Linked DNA regions of Homo sapiens: region 1 is linked to region 2. Evidence: read pairs that join two places in POLR2A ChIA-PET (ENCODE). Cell type or tissue: MCF 10A. All regions are shown on one strand. Links, peaks and the distances in the headings refer to the core of each region. The heading gives the core; the rest is flanking DNA.

Region 1 (7,363 bases), core at 4,347-6,846, 160 kb before region 2:
GGAAGCTGTGACCAAGCAGAAGTCAGTCTGTGTGTGTCTACACCGAGAGGTGCTTTAATTTACGAAACTCACCCTGCAGGCTCCCTTTGCATACACGGCAGCCGTGTGGCTTCAGTTTACTATTCCTCTCGCATGGACCTTGGAGAGCTGTGATCTGGGCCTCTCCGAGACAAAGACCCCTGGACCCCTTCTGGTCTAGATCCATCAGCTTTAACATTTACATAAGGATGGCTTGCAGTTATAAGCCATTTTGTTTTCCTAAATCAACATTACTACATTCTTACTGATAAATTCTTAATTTCTAATTTTTTAAACCTGCTTTGATGTAGGCAGAAGAAAGAAGAAATAAGGACAGTTCTTTTCCTTCTTCCTTTTCCAGCGGGAGACAAACAGGGACACCCTGGGAGGGAAACAGAGATCCCTGGGAGCCGGAGAGAGTGTTTCTCACTCTTTCAGCAGAAAGGGAATCAGACCCCCCAGACACTAAGCTGGGAACCTGCTGGCTATAGAAGTCTCCAGAAAGGATTCTAAATGCCTTTCCTGCCTGTATGATGTATTCTGGCCTCATGGGAAGAGGTGGACTCTATTTCTCCTTCCTCTGAAGCTGGGCTGTCCTTGTGCCCTGCTCTGACCAACACAAAGGGCAGAAGTCACTCTGCACCAGTTCCAAGCCAAACTCTTAGGAGGACTGGGGGTCCTGCCTCTCCCCTCTTGGACGTGGCCGTGGCTGTAGAAACTCAGACAACCTGGAGGAGCTCAAGGCATCACAGAGGCAGCGTGGGGACCTGCTCAGCAGCCCCTGTGAACACTCCAGCCCCAGCACACGCCACGGAGCAGAACCGTCTGGATGAGCCTAGCGCAGACGACAGCATCGTGAGGAGTGATGGACCATGCTGACAGAAGCCACTGAGCTGGCGGTGGCTCCTGGCTCCAGGATGGTGTGAGGTAGTGACACATCCTGGTGATGATGGGGACAGTTTGATGGCATCTCTCTGTGAGATAAGAGCATGAGCAGGTGCTGCACAGCCTTGCTGCAGGGCCAGGGTGAGGATAGAGCATGACCCATGGCTGGTTATGCAGCAAGAGAAGGAACGGCACACTGCCCTGCCCGCCCAGCCTCCAGGTCCCGCTGTGTGCCAGAGCAGGCACCATGGGTTATGGACAGCACTGTTTAACTCACACTTAAGCTGACGGTAATGATAAACCATAGAAATAAACAGCAACCTTATATTTACATTTTCAGTTAAGTTGAGCCAAATATGTTCAAAATGTTTTTTCTTACAAGACACAGCTGTTCTATATTGAACTTAGATGAGCTGGCTGGGTGTGGTGGCTCACGCCTGTAATCCCAGTGCTTTGGGAGGCTGAGGCAGGAGGATCACTTGAGGCCAGGAGTTTGAGACCAGCCTGGGCAACACAGTGAGACAGATCTCCATCTCTACAAAAATTTTAAAAGTTAGCCGCATGTGGTGGCACACATCTGTAGACCCAGCTACTTGGGAAGCTGAGGTAGAAGGATCCCTTAAGCCCAGGGGTTTGAGGCTGCAGTGAGCTATGGAGTACAGCATCACTGTACTCCAGCCTGGGTGACAGAGTGAGACCCTGCCTTAAAAAAGGAGAAAAGAAAAGAAAAGAAAAGAAAAAAACCTAGATGAGCTGAATGCAACTCTCAAGATCTTTCTTCTTTTTTTTTCCTCACATGAAATGAGGAGGTAGTGGTATTGACAATGAGGACCCAAACCAATCACGGAATCTAGATAGCATGCTTGCTTTTGACTGCGCGTATCAGGACAATTACAGAAAAGACTATCAAAAGCATGCACACAATTACAGAAAAGACTATCAAAAGCATGCACACAATTACAGAAAAGACTATCAAAAGCATGCACACAATTACAGAAAAGACTATCAAAAGCATGCACACAGACACAAATGCCATATTCTAGCACCAAGCCTTTAGTGAGAACTCAAGTAAATTATGCGTAATAACTTTGGAATACTAATCTATTTAAGTATTTCCTAAGGTTCTTTAAGGTACAAAACACTTTCTACTACTTTTTTTTTTTTTTTTTGAGACGGAGTCTTGCTCTGTCGCCCAGGCTGGAGTGCAGTGGCACGATCTCGGCTCACTGTAAGCTCCGCCTCCCGGGTTCACGCCATTCTCCCGCCTCAGCCTCCCGAGTAGCTGGGACTACAGGTGCCCGCCACCACGCCCGGCTAATTTTTTGTATTTTTAGTAGAGATGGGGTTTCACCGTGTTAGCCAGTATGGTCTCGATCTCCTGACCTTGTGATCTGCCCGCCTCGGCCTCCCAAAGTGCTGGGATTACAGGCGTGAGCCACCACGCCCGGCCCATTTTCTACTTCTTAAATGCAGATGTTCAATAGATTTGTGATTCTGCTATCTGAACAAAACCTACTAGAATTAAGAAAACAGAAATATGTTAGGTAGAGCTTTAATTTTAGGTCAAGAAGACTGGAAATTTAAATTGTACCTGTTGTATGTTAAATAATGTATATTATGTTTTCATAGATAAGTATACCAGGCAAGTAATGATCTTGTTAAAAAGGAATCATGATACCAAGAAACATAAAATAGAAACATAACATTTAGGAAAGTGACATCATTCTCTGTTATAGTTAATGTGTCAGGTCTGGGCTATGTCCAGCACCGGGCTCCATTTTACAAACGAGATGTGGGGTACTTGGAAGGAGTTCAAAGGAAAGCCACACGCAAAATCAAAGGCTCTCACGCCGAAATGCCCTATCAGGTGTGCAGGTCAGGAGGGAATGCAACCCTTATGACTGCAGAGGGGAAAGGCAGGGTGCTCCTGACGCAGGCTGTGCAAGCCGGCACGGGATGGGAGAGGCCGGGGCTGTGGGCCCTAATGACTGCAGAGGGAAAGGCAGGGTGCTCCCGACGCAGGCTGTGCAAGCCGGCACGGGATGGGAGAGGCCGGGGCTGCGGGCCCTAATGACTGCAGACGGAAAGGCAGGGTGCTCCCGACGCAGGCTGTGCAAGCCGGCACGGGATGGGAGGGGCCAGGGCTGTGGGTTTTGGCAGGGGGGGTCTCATCTGCCATCTGTCTGTCTCAGATGCCCCTTTTCTTTTCCCGTGGTCACTGTGACTAAGAAAGGACCCCGAGGCCCGTGTTGGGCGTGGCTGACACCTGGCCCCTTCTCCAGGCCATGGCCCGTGCTCTGTCCACACCCTGGCCCTGCAGCGAGGCTGTGTGGGACCTGCTCATGCTCTTATCTCACAGAGACACGCCATCATACCGTCCCCACCATCACCAGGATGTGTCACTACCTCGCAACATCCTGGAGTCAGATGCCTTAGAGGCAAGCTGACCAGAGAAGCTGTAACTTGTAGAAGAAACTGCTCATTTAGTGAACTTTCCAGGAACAAAAAGAAACAACAGGAACTGTTTCCTCTATTGACATTCACTTGGTGCCACCGCAGTGGGGAGCACGAAACTGGCAGTGGGGTGGGGCGTGCGACAAATCAACTGACATGGTGGCTGCCCTTGCGGGAGACCAGACCCACCGCCAAGTCAGGCAGAGCCTCCCAGTGAAGGGATGTTTCAGGAAGCCTGGGAGGCTGAGGGAAGGGCTGGTGTAAAAAAGACATTCCAGGAGGCTCCAACACTGGCTACAGAGCCCTGGCGTGGAAGGAGCCTGGAGCTGAGCAGAGGCTGGCTGGGGAGGGGCGGGCCTGGAGGTGGGCCTGCCACTGGACTCTGTCCTCCTCCACCGGCTGCTCCAGCGGGGCTTTCCCTCCCCTGGTGCACAGTGGGAGTCTCCAAACCTTTAACCGAGGTGCACAGATCTCAGGCTTTCTACAGATGAATGACATCACTTCTTGCCCCGCCTCCTCTCACTGAGACTCCACGGGAAGAATGAGGTGATGCACAGGTAGAAGGAAAAAGCTGGTGTGAAGGTTAATACTGAGTGTCAACTTGACTAGATTGAAGGATGCAAAGTATTGTGCCTGGGTATGTCTGTGAGGGTGTTGCCAAAGGAGATTAACATTTGAGTCAGTGGACTGGGAGACGCAGACCCATCCTTAACCTGGGTGGGCACCATCTAATCAGCTGCCGGTGCGGCCAGAATTAAGCAGGCAGAGGAACGTGGAAGGGCTAGACTGGCTGAGTCTTCTGGCCTCCATCTTTCTCCTGTGCTGGATGCTTCCTGCCCTTGAACATTGGACTCTAAATTCTTCAGCTTCTGGACTCTTGGACCTACACCAGTGGTTTGCCAGGGGCTCCTGGGCTTTCCGCCACAGACTGAAGGCTGCACTGTCCGTCTCCCTACTTTTGAGGTTTTGGGACTCGGCCTGCAGACAGCCTATTGTGGGTCTTCACCTTGTGATCGTGTGAGTCAACTCTCCTAATAAACTCCCCTTCATATATTCATCTATCCTATGCGTCCTGTCCTTCTAGAGAACCTTCACTAATACAGTTGGTCTGGATGGAACCAATTCATCCACATTTCCAGGAAACTTGACCTTTCAGTAGAAACAGGAACAATGGAGGGACCCAGGATGAGGCGCTGGGGAGCTTGGTGGCTCAGGAGGGAGCTGTGGGGAGAGGGGAGGAAGGCAGGGAGGATGAGCCCAGCAGCCCCCTGCACACAGTGCACAAGGGGGTCCACCTGCACATGACAAATAGGCTTTGAGAAACCCCCTCCACATGCTGAGTCCTGTCAGAGGAGACGATGGGGTAGGGGAGCATCGAGGGGGGAAATGAGCATCACCACACACAAGGACAACGCCATCCACACGTGACTTACCTATAAAATATATTATTTATCTGTTTTCTGATGTAAGCTCTCAAGCCTAGGAATTTCCCATAGATTCTGTGAAGGGTGGTTTTAAGAAAATCTCTCTCCCGAGGATCTTCACTGTCAAAGAGCTCTAAAAGCTTTGAGAAGAAAAAGACACTTAGTGGCTGGGTGTCATCATTCCATCAGGGCTTTCAGAGTGTCAGCTAATTTGTACCTTACCTGCAATACAAACTTCTGATCAATATATTTCTTCGCTATATTAGGTTGGAAATCTGGAGACTCTAAAAATCTTAAGAAAAATTCATAAACAAGCTAGGAGGAAAAAAAACAATGAGTCAAATAACATGAGATTTTATTGAATGGCGGTTAAAATATACCAGAAATTGAATCTTTATTGGTATGCAAATATTAGCCTCTCAAAGCCACATATCTACAGAATTAATGCTAAATTACATGGCTTAATTCAATGATAAATGGTGATGGTAATTATTTTATTTGGTGAAACCCACAGACTACACCCTTAAACGGCATTTAAACAAAATGATCTCCATGGCTGATGTCATCAGTTATAGTACACTGTTCAGGGACTACAGGGCACAGATGCCACAAACCAAGCCATGACCCAACTCTGCAGGGGGGATTTGCAGCCTGTCGCCTAGGAGTGTCCCACAATGCCAAGGCGCAGAGCCAACCAAATACACAGGAACTCTGGGGCTGCCAGGTAAGAGGGCCCTAAGATGTGGACCCAGAATCATGACCTCCTGGAGCTGGGACAATTCTTTCCCTGTGCAGACATGCTGGGTGGGACAGCGTGGGCCGCCTGTCACGGATGGATGGCCCTCCCACCCGCACACCTGGCCCCCGCTCTGCTCATGCCGACCCTGGCGCCTCCTTGCCAACCAACCTTCTGCCTTACAAATGCCCTGGGGAAAGGCAGTGGCCAGCGCAGGACCTGGGGGCCCAGCAGGCACCTATTAAATATGAGGAGCAAAAACTGGGAGATTGTTGGCTTAGGACCTCTGGGCCTGAATTCAATTCAACGGCCATCAACACAGCGGCCATCTTCACTGAGAACATACTCACAATTACACATCTTCACTGGCTGTTGTAAAGTGGTCAAACACACACATTAACTTTATTCTGCTGAAATATTTTTCTTGTACATATGGGTTTACGAGGCCCATGCTACTGAGGAGGAGAGGTCCATCTGGCCAGACCAGTGCGCCCGCTCTGTGGATCCCAGGCCATTCCCATGTGTCACCAGTGCCCTCCGAGTCTATCACCCAGAGCCCGATACCTGTAGATGAGGCCAGGCTGCTTCTAACGTTGGTTCATCTTCCTCCGGGTCAAATTCCGCTCCCGTAGGATTGGAGGAAGGTGGTAATGTTCGAAACATGTTAACTGCAAACTAAAATCCACATATTCTATAATTACAATCAGGGCATTTAAAATATTTACAGACAACATTTTATAAAGTCTTAGGTAATTCTAACAGTAGCCGCTTCCCATGGTAACTTAGCTCCTCCGTATCCTCAAAACGCAGAAGCTGTGTGGGTCCTCAGAGAGAGCCTGGATCAAAACTGCAGCAGGAAACATCACTTTGGACAGGTGCGCACGCAAGTTGACCACCAAAGTTACTTGGACTCTTGACTGTCAAACTTTGAATGACAACCAACACCAACAAAGGCTGATGGCACAGTGATGACTTCTGAGGTCTTATACTATCCAGTGGGTGCAAGACCAAGGAGAATGCTCAAAATGAGAGTAAGAAAGGGATGAGATGACGAAAGACGCAGCAGAGATTCACAGCTGAAAATGCTGGAAATGGCAAGGGCTGCGTCACGCAGGGAGGACCCGTGTGACAATGGCACCAACATCCTCTGCAATCCGCAACGATGAGGAAAGCAACAGTCAGAGTGGGACGACCTTTGAGTCGGCAGCTAAGATCATTTCCAGAGAAAGGACTGCTCAGGGGCACAGAGGATCGGTAGGGGCAGCATGGCTGTGCGCCCAGGCATGGGCTGTTAGATTTCTCTCAGTCTGTTTGGACTTGTATAACACATACTGACAGATCAGTGACATAAACAGAAAAGATTACTGTTTCCATGTCATACATTTATAACCTATTTTTATTTTGTACTAAATCTATGTATTTATTTATTTATTTTTGAGGTGACGTCTCCCTCTGCGGCCCAGGTTGGAGTGTAGTGGTGCGAACTCGACTCATCACAACCTCTGCCTCCCGGGTTCAAGTGATTCTTGTGCCTCAGCCTCCCGAGTAGCTAGAATTACAGGCGTGCACCACCATGCCTGGCTAATTTTTGTATTTTTAGTAGAGATGGGATTTCACCACGGTTTCACCATGTTGGCCAGGCCAGTCTCAAACTCCTGACCTCAAGTGATCCGCTCCCCTCAGCCTCCCAAAGTGCTGGGATTACAGGCGTGAGTCACCATGCCCAACCCTCTTTTATACTAAGTCTAAATATGATTGGTTACCTTATTGAATCTCTGAACGGATCGTATGCCAGTTATATAACTGGGTTCTGGTGAATGGCTCTTATAGGTGATCACAACCCCAG
Region 2 (10,969 bases), core at 3,434-5,933:
AGGTGAGAATGGCCTTACAGGGGTTAGGGCCTGGGGTGAAGTACGACCTGGGGTGAAGTGACGACCTGGGTGTCCTGGGTCTTTGGCGAATGAGGAGAACAGCGTTTGCAGCTGTGCCCTGAGGCTGTTAGAGTGCACTCGCACTCTTTGGCCTGACGTGTAGCCTTTGACACTTTCCATGGTGTAAATACTCCCACCATGGCTCATTTCAAGCTACCAGTGGTTTAACAGCAGGCTTGTGGAATATTTAAACATTTAACAATGGGCTCTTGCAAGCTGGTGCAAGCCAGTTCCTGTAGCAGATAGCTGGGTATAGGGCACCATGGGATAGGTCCTGGAGGTCTCCACAGCAGACAGGGGGAGGGATGTGAGAGCTGAGGGTGTGAGTTGGGGGAGGGAGGCATGGAGATCTTGTCAGAATTACTCAGAGCTCTAACGCCCTTTCTTTTTTTCAGACAGTGTCTTGCTTTGTTGCCCAGGCTGGAGTGCCGTGGCACGATCACGGCTCACTGCAGCCTTGACCTCCCTGGCTCCAGTGATTCTCCCGACTCAGCTTCCAAATATCTGGGATCACAGGTGCACGCCATCATGCCTGGCTAATTTTAAAAATGTTTTTGTGAGTCGGGGTCTTGCTGTGTTACTTAGGCTGATCGCAAACTTTTGAGCTCAATCAATCCACCTGCCTGAGCCTCCCAAAGTGTTGGGATTACAGGCGTGAGCCACCATGTCCGGCCTTTTAACCCCCATTTGACCCCTGTCAGGGAGTCTGCAGAAATAGGCTGCATATCACAATGACTGCTTTTTTTCAATTTTTTTTTTGTTGTGGTAAAATATACATAACAAAACATTTACCATCGTAACCCTTTTTAAGCCTACAGTTTGTAATGTGCAAACATCACCAGCCATCTCCGTTAACTCTTTTCATCTTGCAAAGTGGAAATTCCATACCCGTTAAATGCTAACTCCCCATTGCCCCTCCCAGCTCCTGGTCCCCACCATTCTCCCTTCTGTCTCTATATTTTTGACTACTCTGGGTGCCTCATGTAAGGGGAATCATCTAGTATTTGTCTTTTTGTGACACAGTGTCCCCAAGTTCGCCCATACTGTAGCAGATTGCATAAAGTTCTTCTTCTTCTTTTTTTTTTTTTTTTGAGATGGAGTCTCACTCTGTTGCCAGGCTGGAGTGCGGTGGCGCAATCTTGGGGCTCACTGCAACCTCCGCCTCCCGAGTTCAAATGATTCTTCTGCCTCAGCCTCCCAAGTAGCTGGGATTACAGGTGCCCGCCACCATATCCGGCTAACTTTTGTATTTTTTTTTTAGTAGAGATGGGGTTTCACCATGTTGGCCAGGCTGGTCTCAAACTGCTGACCTCATGATCTACCTGCCTCAGCCTCCCAAAGTGCTGGGATTACTGTTGTGAGCCACATGTCCTTTTTTAAGCCTGAGTGATATTCCTTTGTCTGGATGGGCTACTTTTCACGTATCCACTCATCCACCCACAGACACTTTGGGCTGCTTCCATGTTTTAGCTATTGTTAATGCTGTTGTTATGAACATGGGTGTGCAAATATCTCTTTGACTGCCTGCTTTTAATTCTTTAGGGTATATACTCAGAAGTGGAATTGCTGGATCTTATAGAAATTCTATTTTTAATTTTTGGAGGGATACCTATTGTATTAGTCAGGGTTCTCTAGAGGGACAGAACTAATAGGACATATATATATAGGACATATATATATAGGATATATATATAGGACATATATATATAGGATATATATATAGGACATATATATATAGGATATATATATAGGACATATATATATAGGATATATATATAGGACATATATAGGATATATATAGGACATATATATAGGATATATATAGGACATATATATATAGGATATATATACAGGACATATATATAGGATATATATAGGACATGTATATATAGGATATATATAGGACATGTATATATAGGATATATATATAGGACATGTATATATAGGATATATATAGGACATATATATATAGGATATATATAGGACATATATATAGGATATATATATAGGACATATATATAGGATATATATATAGGACATATATATAGGATATATATATAGGACATATATATATAGGATATATATATAGGACATATATATAGGGTATATATATAGGACACATATATAGGGTATATATATAGGACACATATATAGGGTATATATATAGGACACATATATAGGGTATATATATAGGACACATATATAGGGTATATATAGGACACATATATAGGGTATATATAGGACATATACATAGGATATATATATAGGACATATATATAGGATATATATAGGACATATATATAGGACAGATATATATAGGACATATATAGGACAGATATATAGGGTATATATATAGAGGACATATATATAGGGTATATATGTAGAGGACATATATATAGGGTATATATGTAGAGGACATATATATAGGGTATATATGTAGAGGACATATATATAGGGTATATATGTAGAGGATATATATAGGGTATATATGGATAGCAGATATACAGGGTATATGGATAGGAGATATATACAGGATATATATGGATAGGAGATATATACAGGATATATATGGATAGGAGATATATACAGGATATATATGGATAGGAGATATATATATATAGGACATATAGATAGGAGATATATATATAGGACATAAAATAGGAGATATATATAGATAGGAGATATATATATAGGAGATATGTAGGAGATATATGTAGGATATATATATAGGATATATGTAGGATATATATATAGAATATATAGGATATATGTAGAGGATATATAGAGGATATATATATAGAGGATATATATATAGAGGATATATATATAGAGGATATATATATATAGAGGATATATATATATATAGAGGATATATATATAGAGGATATATATATAGAGAGAGGATATATATAAAGGATATATATATATACAGGATATATATATATAGAGGATATATATATAGAGGATATATATATAGAGGATATATATATATAGAGGATATATATATAGAGGATATATATATAGAGGATATATATAGAGGAGATATATATATAGAGGATATGTATATAGAGGATATATATATATAGAGGATATGTATATAGAGGATATATATATATAGAGGATATGTATATAGAGGATATATATATATAGAGGATATATATAGAGGATATATATAGAGGATATATATAGAGAGGATATATATAGAAGATATATATAGAGGATATATATATAGGATATATATAGGATATATATATGGGATATATATATAGGATAGTTTATATGTATGTATATGGGACATATATATAGTTTATATATAGTTTATATACACATATAGTTATATATACATATACATATATGTTTGTATATATACATATATAGTTATATATACATATATAGTTTATATATATATATGGGACATATATATATATATGGGATAGTTTATTAAGGAGCATTAACTCACACAATCACAAGGTCCCACGATAGGCCGTCTCAAGCTGAGGAGCAAGGAAGCCAGCCCGAGTCCCAAAGCTGAGGAACTTGGATTCCGATGTTCGAGGTCAGGAAGCATCCAGCACAGCAGAAAGATGCAGGCTGGGAGGCTGGGCCAGTCTAGTCTTTTCACATTCTTCTGCCTGCTTTATATTCTGGCCTCTCTGGCAGCTGATTAGATGGTGCCCACCCAGATTAAGGGTGGGCCTGCCGCTACCAACCCCCTGACTCAAAGTTAATCTCCTTTGCCGACACCCTCACAGACACACCCAGGATCAATACTTTCCATCCTTCATTCCAATCAGGCTGACACTCGGTATTAATCCTTACACCCATATTGTTTCTACAGCAGCTGCACCTCTGTAATTCCCACCAACAGTGTACAAGGGGTCCAATTTCTCCTCATCTTCCCCAACACTTATTTTCTGTGTTTTTTTTTTTTTTTTTATGGTACATCTTAATGGATGTGAGCTGGTATCTCATTGTAGTTTTGATTTGCATTTCTTTAATGTTAGTGACTTTTAATTTTAATTTTAATTTTTAAATTTTTTTCTTTTGTAGAGACAGGGTTTCACCATGTTGTCCAGGCTGGTCTTGAACTCCTGGGCTCAATTGATCCTCCTTCCTCAGCCTCCCAAAGTGCTGGGATAACAGGCATGAGCCACCATGCCTCTGGCTTTTAATAAACATTTTTGTATGTCTTCACTGTGATGAGCCACCTAGATCCCCCTTCCGGGAAGGACTTGTTACCCCAGCTGCTTGGGGTGCCTTCAACTCTCAGTCCCTTCAGAGACTGTTCAGCTGCAAAGAGCCACCCTGTCCAAAGCCGGGACTCTTCCTGGGCAACTGCATTCAACGACTCCTCAATGTGGGGACCACCTCTGCCCGAGTCAGGAAGGTCTCCCGGGGCCACTCTAGCTTGGAGGCTACTGTTTGGTCTTTGGGGCTATCACTGGGTCTGCATGGAAGTTTGCCTTCTCCCTCGTCCAATCCTGCTTCTCTCTCCTCCTTCCACCGATGCCGAGGCAAGCCCCTCGTAAACATCCTGTGGTACCTCCCTAAGAACCCAACGTGCCAGGCTCGCTTTACGTAGACTGGCGACCGGAGACTGATTTCTTTGGCATGAGTCAGCTTGATGGGGTGGGAAGATGTCCGTTTTAATTTGCATCTCTTTGTTAACTGTTGAGGTTGAACTTTTTTTTTTTTTTTTTTACAAGCATTGACTGAATGACTTCCTTTGTGGATTGCCTTTGCGAATGACTTCCTTTGCCTGTTTTTCTACTGAGATGTTTGTCTTTTTCTTATTGGTAAGAGTGCATATATATATTACCGTCATAAAGATATAATCTTTGCTTTTCGGATATGGTTCACAAAATGTTCTCACGTTTTCCCCAGTCAGCCGTGTGCCTGTTACTTTTGTGGTTCAGGGCACAGGCGTAGCCACACTGCCCCACCGCTTCCTAGCTCTGTAGCTTTGGGTGCATTGCTTCACCTACCAGAGCCTTTGCAGTACCTTGTAGGTTTGTTGTGGGAATTAAATGAGTTAATACAGTACTTATAACAGGGCCTGGAATACAGCGAGTATGAGATAATTATTTGCTATTTTTATTAGTGTCTATCTTATTTTTCTTATTGGCCATATGTATAGTATTGTATTTTCTGTAGTTAAAGCTATCTTTTGTGGTTTTTGTCTTTGGAGTGATATGTAGAAAGAACTTCTTTATTTTTATTTTATTTTATTTTTGTAGAGACACGGTCTCATTATGTTGCCCAGGCTGCTCTCAAACTCCTGGGCTCAAGTGATCCTTCTGCTGCAGCCTCCCAAAGTGTTGGGATTATAGGCGTGAGCCACTGTGCCCAGCCAGCTTCTTTATTTTAAGATTATATAAGTATTTACCTCCATTTTCTCTTTAGTACCTTTATTACCGGTAGAAGGTGTCCAGGTTCTTGGTGTCTTGAACAAAGAAGTGGACAAAACGCACAAACAAAGCAGGGAAGGAAGGAAGGGATTTACTGAAAACGGAAGAACCCTCCACAGTGTGGGGGCAGGCCTGAGCGTAGGGGCTCAAGGGCCAAGTTACAGAATTTTTGGGAGTTTAAATACCCCCTAGAGGATTGCACTGGTTACTTTGGGTATTCCTGATGTAAATGGAGAGATCAAAGTAAAGTTACACAGTCATTTAAGGCGTATGCCCTATGGAGAGGGTGTTTCCTGTCATAGCTGAAGTGTGAATCGGCCTTCTGTTCCCTGCCTCCAGACCCTATTTTCCTGCCATGAAGCCTTCATGATTTCATATATATATATTATATATATATAATATATATATATTATATATATATTATATATATATAATATATATATTATATATATAATATATATATAAATAAATATATTTATATATAAACATATAATATATTATTTATATATATATCTCCATATATGTGTGTGTGTCTCTGTCTGTCTGTCTATCTATCTATCTATCTATCTATCTATCTATCTATCTATCTATGTATCTGCAGAGAGAGAGAGAAGAGACAGAAAGAAAGAGATAGGGTCAGGGTCTCACTCTGTCGCCCAGGCTGGAGTGCAGTGGTGTGATCTCGGCTCACTGCACCCTCCACCTCCTGGTCTCAAGTGATCCTCCCACCTCAGCCTCCCAAGTAGCTGGGACAATAGTCACACACCACCATGCCTGGCTAATTATTAGCATTATTTTTTATTTTTTGGTAGAGACAGAATCTTATCGTGTTGCCTAGGCTGGTCTCGAATTCTTGGGCTCAAGCCATCCACCTGCCTCAGCCTCCCAAAGTGCTGGGATTATAAGCGTGAGCCACTGCGCCTGGGCTAAAAATATATATGTTTGGATCTTACATCCATCTGGAATTCAGAATGTATTTTGATGTGAGGTTTAATAGATCCATATTTCTTGAGTATCCAACATTCCTTTTCGGCCCCAACTGGCCCCCTCTTTAAAAAAAATTGATACTGTTAAATAAACGTTTTCTTTTAGGACGGCTCTAGAGGCACAGAATCATTGTGAAGCTAGTACAGAGCGTTCCGTACCTCTCACATGACCTCCCTGATTGCGAACATCTCGCAGCATGTGGTACAGCTGTCACCATTACGGCACCGTTATTGACACCTTAAGTCCACACTTTATTCACATTCCCTTAGTTTTTCCCTAATGTCCTCTTCCTGTTCCACGATTCCACTCAGGACCCCACGTGACATTCAGGTGACATGCCTCCCTAGGCTCCTCTCGACGGTGACAGTTTGAATGTGACAGTTTTGAGGATAAGTGGCCGAGTGCTTTGTAAGATGTCCCTCAGTTGGGATTTGTCTGATGTTCTCATGGTTAGACTGGGGTTATGGGAGGCCATTTCATCACATCAAGGTCAAGGGTCCGTGCCATCAACGCCACTTATCCCTGTTGATTCTGGCCTTGACCACCTGGCGGAGATCATGTTCATAGGGTTTCCCCTGAAAATAAAAACGGAGCTCCTCCCCCTGGCCTGCCCCTGTGCTGTCCTCTTGGGATGCGTCTGTCAGTGCAGCCCACGCTCCCGAGCTGGGAGTTCTGCTGCTCCTCCTTGAGGGAGGTGTTTCTGCATACATTAGGTGGAATTCTTCTGCGGGAGATTCACCTCCTCTCCCCTCTTCAGGTGTTTATCCAGTCATTGATCTGTATCCCCACAGACTCAAGGACATTTGTTTTCTGCTTTGGGTCATAACCCAGTACTGTTTTATTTTGTGGCTCCAATTGTCCCAGCCTAGGCCGTTGAGAGCTCCTTCAGGGGCCTCCTGGGTCCTTCGTCATCTCTGTGGGTTCCTTCTGAGTTCCCTGTTTCATGTCTGGCCCCTGTGATCCACTGTGTCCTGTGTCCCGTCATCCCTGTGTCCTGTGTCCCATCATCTCTGTGTCCTGTGCCCTGTTGTCACTGTGTCCTGTCGTCACTGTGTCCTGTGTCCTGTGTCTCATTGTCACTGTGTCCTCTTGTCACTGTGTCCTGTGTAAGCTGCTGCTTGGCCTCTGTGAGTCTCTCAACACAGCCCTGAGCTTCTGGAGGGAGTGCTTCCTGTCTATGGAAGTTGTTGAGCGGACAGGCACACAGCTGGAGAGTCACTCCAGGACAGAACCCAGGGAGGAAAGGGCCGCTGGGAGAGGCATTCGTAGAAACAGACAGACGTGGGGCCCGAAGAGCCCTGGAGACTGCTGCGCCCAGATCTATGCTTGGCCTATTCAGTTCTTGAGCTAAGAATCCTTCCTACTCCCCTCCCCTCCCCTCCCCTCCCCTCACAGCATATGGTACATTTGTCACCATTATAGCACCATTTTTGACATATTAAATCCACCTTTTATTCAGATTCCCTTAGTTTTTCCCTAATGTCGTCTTCCTGTTCCACGATTCTACTCAGGACTCCACGTGACATTCAGGTGACATGCCTCCTTAGGTCCCTCCCCTCCCCTCCCTTCTCCTCCCCTCCCTTCCCCTTCCTTCTCCTTCCCTGCTCCCCTGCCCTCCCCCTCCTCCCCTCCCTTCCCCTTCCCTCCCCTCCCCTCTCCTCCTCTCCCCTCTCCTCCCCTCTCCTCCCCTCTCCTTTCCTTTCCTTTTTATTGACACAAGGTCTCACTCTGCCACAATCTTGGCTCCAGCCTCAACCTCCAAGGCTCAAGCAATCCCCTTACCTCAGCCTCCCGAGTAGCTGAGACTATAGGCATGTGCCAGCACACCAAGCTATTTTTTGGTATTTTTTGTACAGACAGGGGTTTCACCATGTTGCCAAAGCTGGTCTCGAACTCCTGAGCTCAAGGGATCTGCCCACCTCGGCCTCCCAGAGTGCTGGGATTACAGGTGTGAGCCACCATGCCCAGCTAGAAATTTTCCTCTGGTTAAAGTGGTTTAATTTAAGTTTCTGTCATTTGCAACCAAACGATTTAATAGATAAGGCTCTGGGTGGCATTTTCTTCTGCTTAGGCTGCCATAAGAAGTGCCACAGACTGGGTGGCTTAAACAGCAGAAACTTGTTTCTCACAGTTTTGGAGGCTGGAAGTCCACATCAGGGCGCTCGTGGGGTTGGTTTCTGGGAAGGCCTCTCTTCCTGGCCGGCGGGTGTCACCTTCTCACGGCATCCTCCCATGGCCTCTTCCCTGTGCACACTTAGAGAGGGGGTGGTCTCTGGTGTCTTTCCTCTTGGTATAAGGACTCCAACCCTATTGGCTTGAGGGCCCACCCTCGTGGCCTCATAACCTTAGCTACCTCCCTGATGGCCCTATCTTCGAATGTGGTCGCATTGGAGGCCAGTGATTCAGCACCGGAATTTCTCTGAGAAATCCAGTCTGTAACAGGTTGAATTGTGTCTGCCAAAATCCATGTGTTGGAGTCGTAACTCCCAGCGTCTCAGAATGTGAACTTATTTGGATACAGGGTCATTGCAGATGTATTGAAGTGAAGATGTGGTCATTAGGGTGGGTCCTAGTCCACCTGACCGATGTCTTTATCCAAAAGGGGAAATTTGGACACAGACACGCACACAGGGAGAGGGCCACGTGTGGATTGGAGTTCTGCTGCCCCAAGCCAAGGAACCAGCAGAAGCTCTGAGGGAGGCCAGGAACAGGCCCTTCCTAGCGCCCTCAGAGGGAGCACAGCCCTGCCTGCACCGTGGTCTCAGACTTCTGACCTCCAAAACTGTGAAGGGGTCGTGTCTAGTCCAAGCCATGATATTAGCCAGCAAGGGCTGCTGTAACAAATCTCACAGACGCAGGGCTTCAACCACAGAAATGTGTCCTCTCACGGTTCTGGAGGTCAGAAGTCTGAGACAAAGATGCCGGCAGAGCTGATTTCTCTGGAGGCCTCTCTCCTTGGTCTGCAGGCGGCCGCCTGCTCGCTGCACCCTCACATGCTCTATTTTTATGCACTCACACATCCCTGGTGGCTCTTTGTGTGTCTGAATCACCTCTTTTTTTTTTTTTTTTTAAAGGATGTCAGCCGGGTTGGATTAGGGCCAACCTAAGGGCCTCAATTTAACTCAATCACCTTTTTAAAGGCCCAGTCTCCAAATGCAGCCACATTCTGAGGTACTGGGGGTTAGGGCTTCAACACAGGAATCGGCGGGTGAAGGGTGGCTGGGGGACACAGCCTGTGAGCTTTGTTATGGCAGCTCGAGGAAACTCTGCAGCCTCTAGAGGATTGTCTTTAAGGGGCTGGACCCTCAAGCCGGCTCTGTGCAGTCCCAGGGTGGTCTCCTCTGGTCCTGCCCTCTGTGCAGACCCTCAAAGCGACAGCCTGGCCTGTGACTCCCAGTGCCGCGGCCCCTCCCTTCCTTCCCAGGTCCTCTCCGCTCTCTGCCCACATTAGAATCTCCCCGGCTGCCCATTCACAGGCACCTCCTGCATCCCCACTTCCACTGCGCCCGCTGGATAACTGCACCTGTGCATTCTAAATAAAGATGCATTTATTGAGCGTCTAGGGATCTGCCCTGGCAGTTCCCATGGTCTAAAAAGGAAGTCAGACAAGTAAAGACTGCGGGTTATGAGATAATTACAACTGGGCACTGTCTGGGTCAGACACTTCCCTCCACAGCCCATGTCCTGCAGCCAGCAGGGGCGCCTTTTCCTTGTTGGCACAGAGACTCCTTGCAGTCCAGCCGAAGAGGGGTCACAGGGTGGGCATTCTGGGAGCCAAGGGTGGCTCTGCTGAGGAGTGCACCCAGAGCTGGGTGTCGGTTAAACTCTCCTGTTGAGAGGCTGCCCAGGTGGCGGTGCGCAGCAGGGGGCTCTGACTCGGGAATGTGGGCAGGTGCAGCGGCAGGAGAGCTGAGAGGTGCAGAGATGGGTCAGGGGCCTGGGAGAGTGCAAGGGAGAAACATGTGAAGGCATGAGCCAAGGCAGCCACTGTGGGAACGAGAGGTTGACACGGGTGCCAGAGGAATGGAGAGCTGGTGTCCTGCAGGGGTGACTGGGGCAGGAAGCTACCCGCTGGCAGGCCTGCCGAGGGGCTGGGATGGGTGAGGTTAGTGCTGGGTCAGCGGTTCCACTGCAGTCTGTGTCAATTTGAAATTCTATGCCTGCGGAAGAGGGAGAGCCTCCCAATCTTCAACACTGCAGCCAGCAGTGGAGGGGATGCAGCCTCCAGTTGGCGTCTTGGCTTGGGGTGGGGCAGGCAGGTCAGGGGGTGTTGCTCAGACCCAGTGGACAGACCTTGATGAGTTCTCACCAGTGTGACTCTCCATGCTGCCCCCCACCGGCCCTCACTGGCCACGTCCTGTTCCATACTCAGGTTTCTGACCCATGATATGGTTTGGATCTTTGTCTCCGCCCAAATCTCATGTGGAATTGCAATCCTCAATATGGAGATAGGGCTTCGTGGGAGGCAGCTTTGCCAGGCCTGGAGGTCACCACCTGGTCAGCCATTGGATTTA

The links. ChIA-PET counts read pairs that join two places held together with the same protein. Peaks named below come from ENCODE experiments on the same cell type or tissue, not always from the same donor. Only the 100,000 strongest peaks of a DNase experiment are listed, where the experiment ranks them.
Region 1: POLR2A ChIA-PET joins it to region 2 with 6 read pairs; 3 of 35 experiments call an interaction of 5 or more read pairs at or near these places.

The regions. Positions count from the first base shown.
Region 1 is chr14:101,880,990-101,888,352 of GRCh38, reverse strand. It overlaps PPP2R5C (protein phosphatase 2 regulatory subunit B'gamma), which reads right to left. Exons shown (of 16, transcript NM_001352913.2): 5 at 6,082-6,192; 6 at 5,004-5,096; 7 at 4,791-4,921. Among named protein-coding and RNA genes, the nearest start is that of DYNC1H1, 80 kb to the left of the region's middle. In MCF 10A, for the core only: no CTCF peak of the experiment used is centred there; no DNase peak of the experiment used is centred there.
Region 2 is chr14:101,716,045-101,727,013 of GRCh38, reverse strand. All of the region lies in intron 1 of LINC02320 (long intergenic non-protein coding RNA 2320), which reads left to right. Among named protein-coding and RNA genes, the nearest start is that of LINC00239, 8.9 kb to the left of the region's middle. RefSeq lists enhancers at 4,539-4,618, 3,838-4,778 and a silencer at 8,365-8,570. In MCF 10A, for the core only: no CTCF peak of the experiment used is centred there; a DNase peak (open chromatin) is centred at 4,653.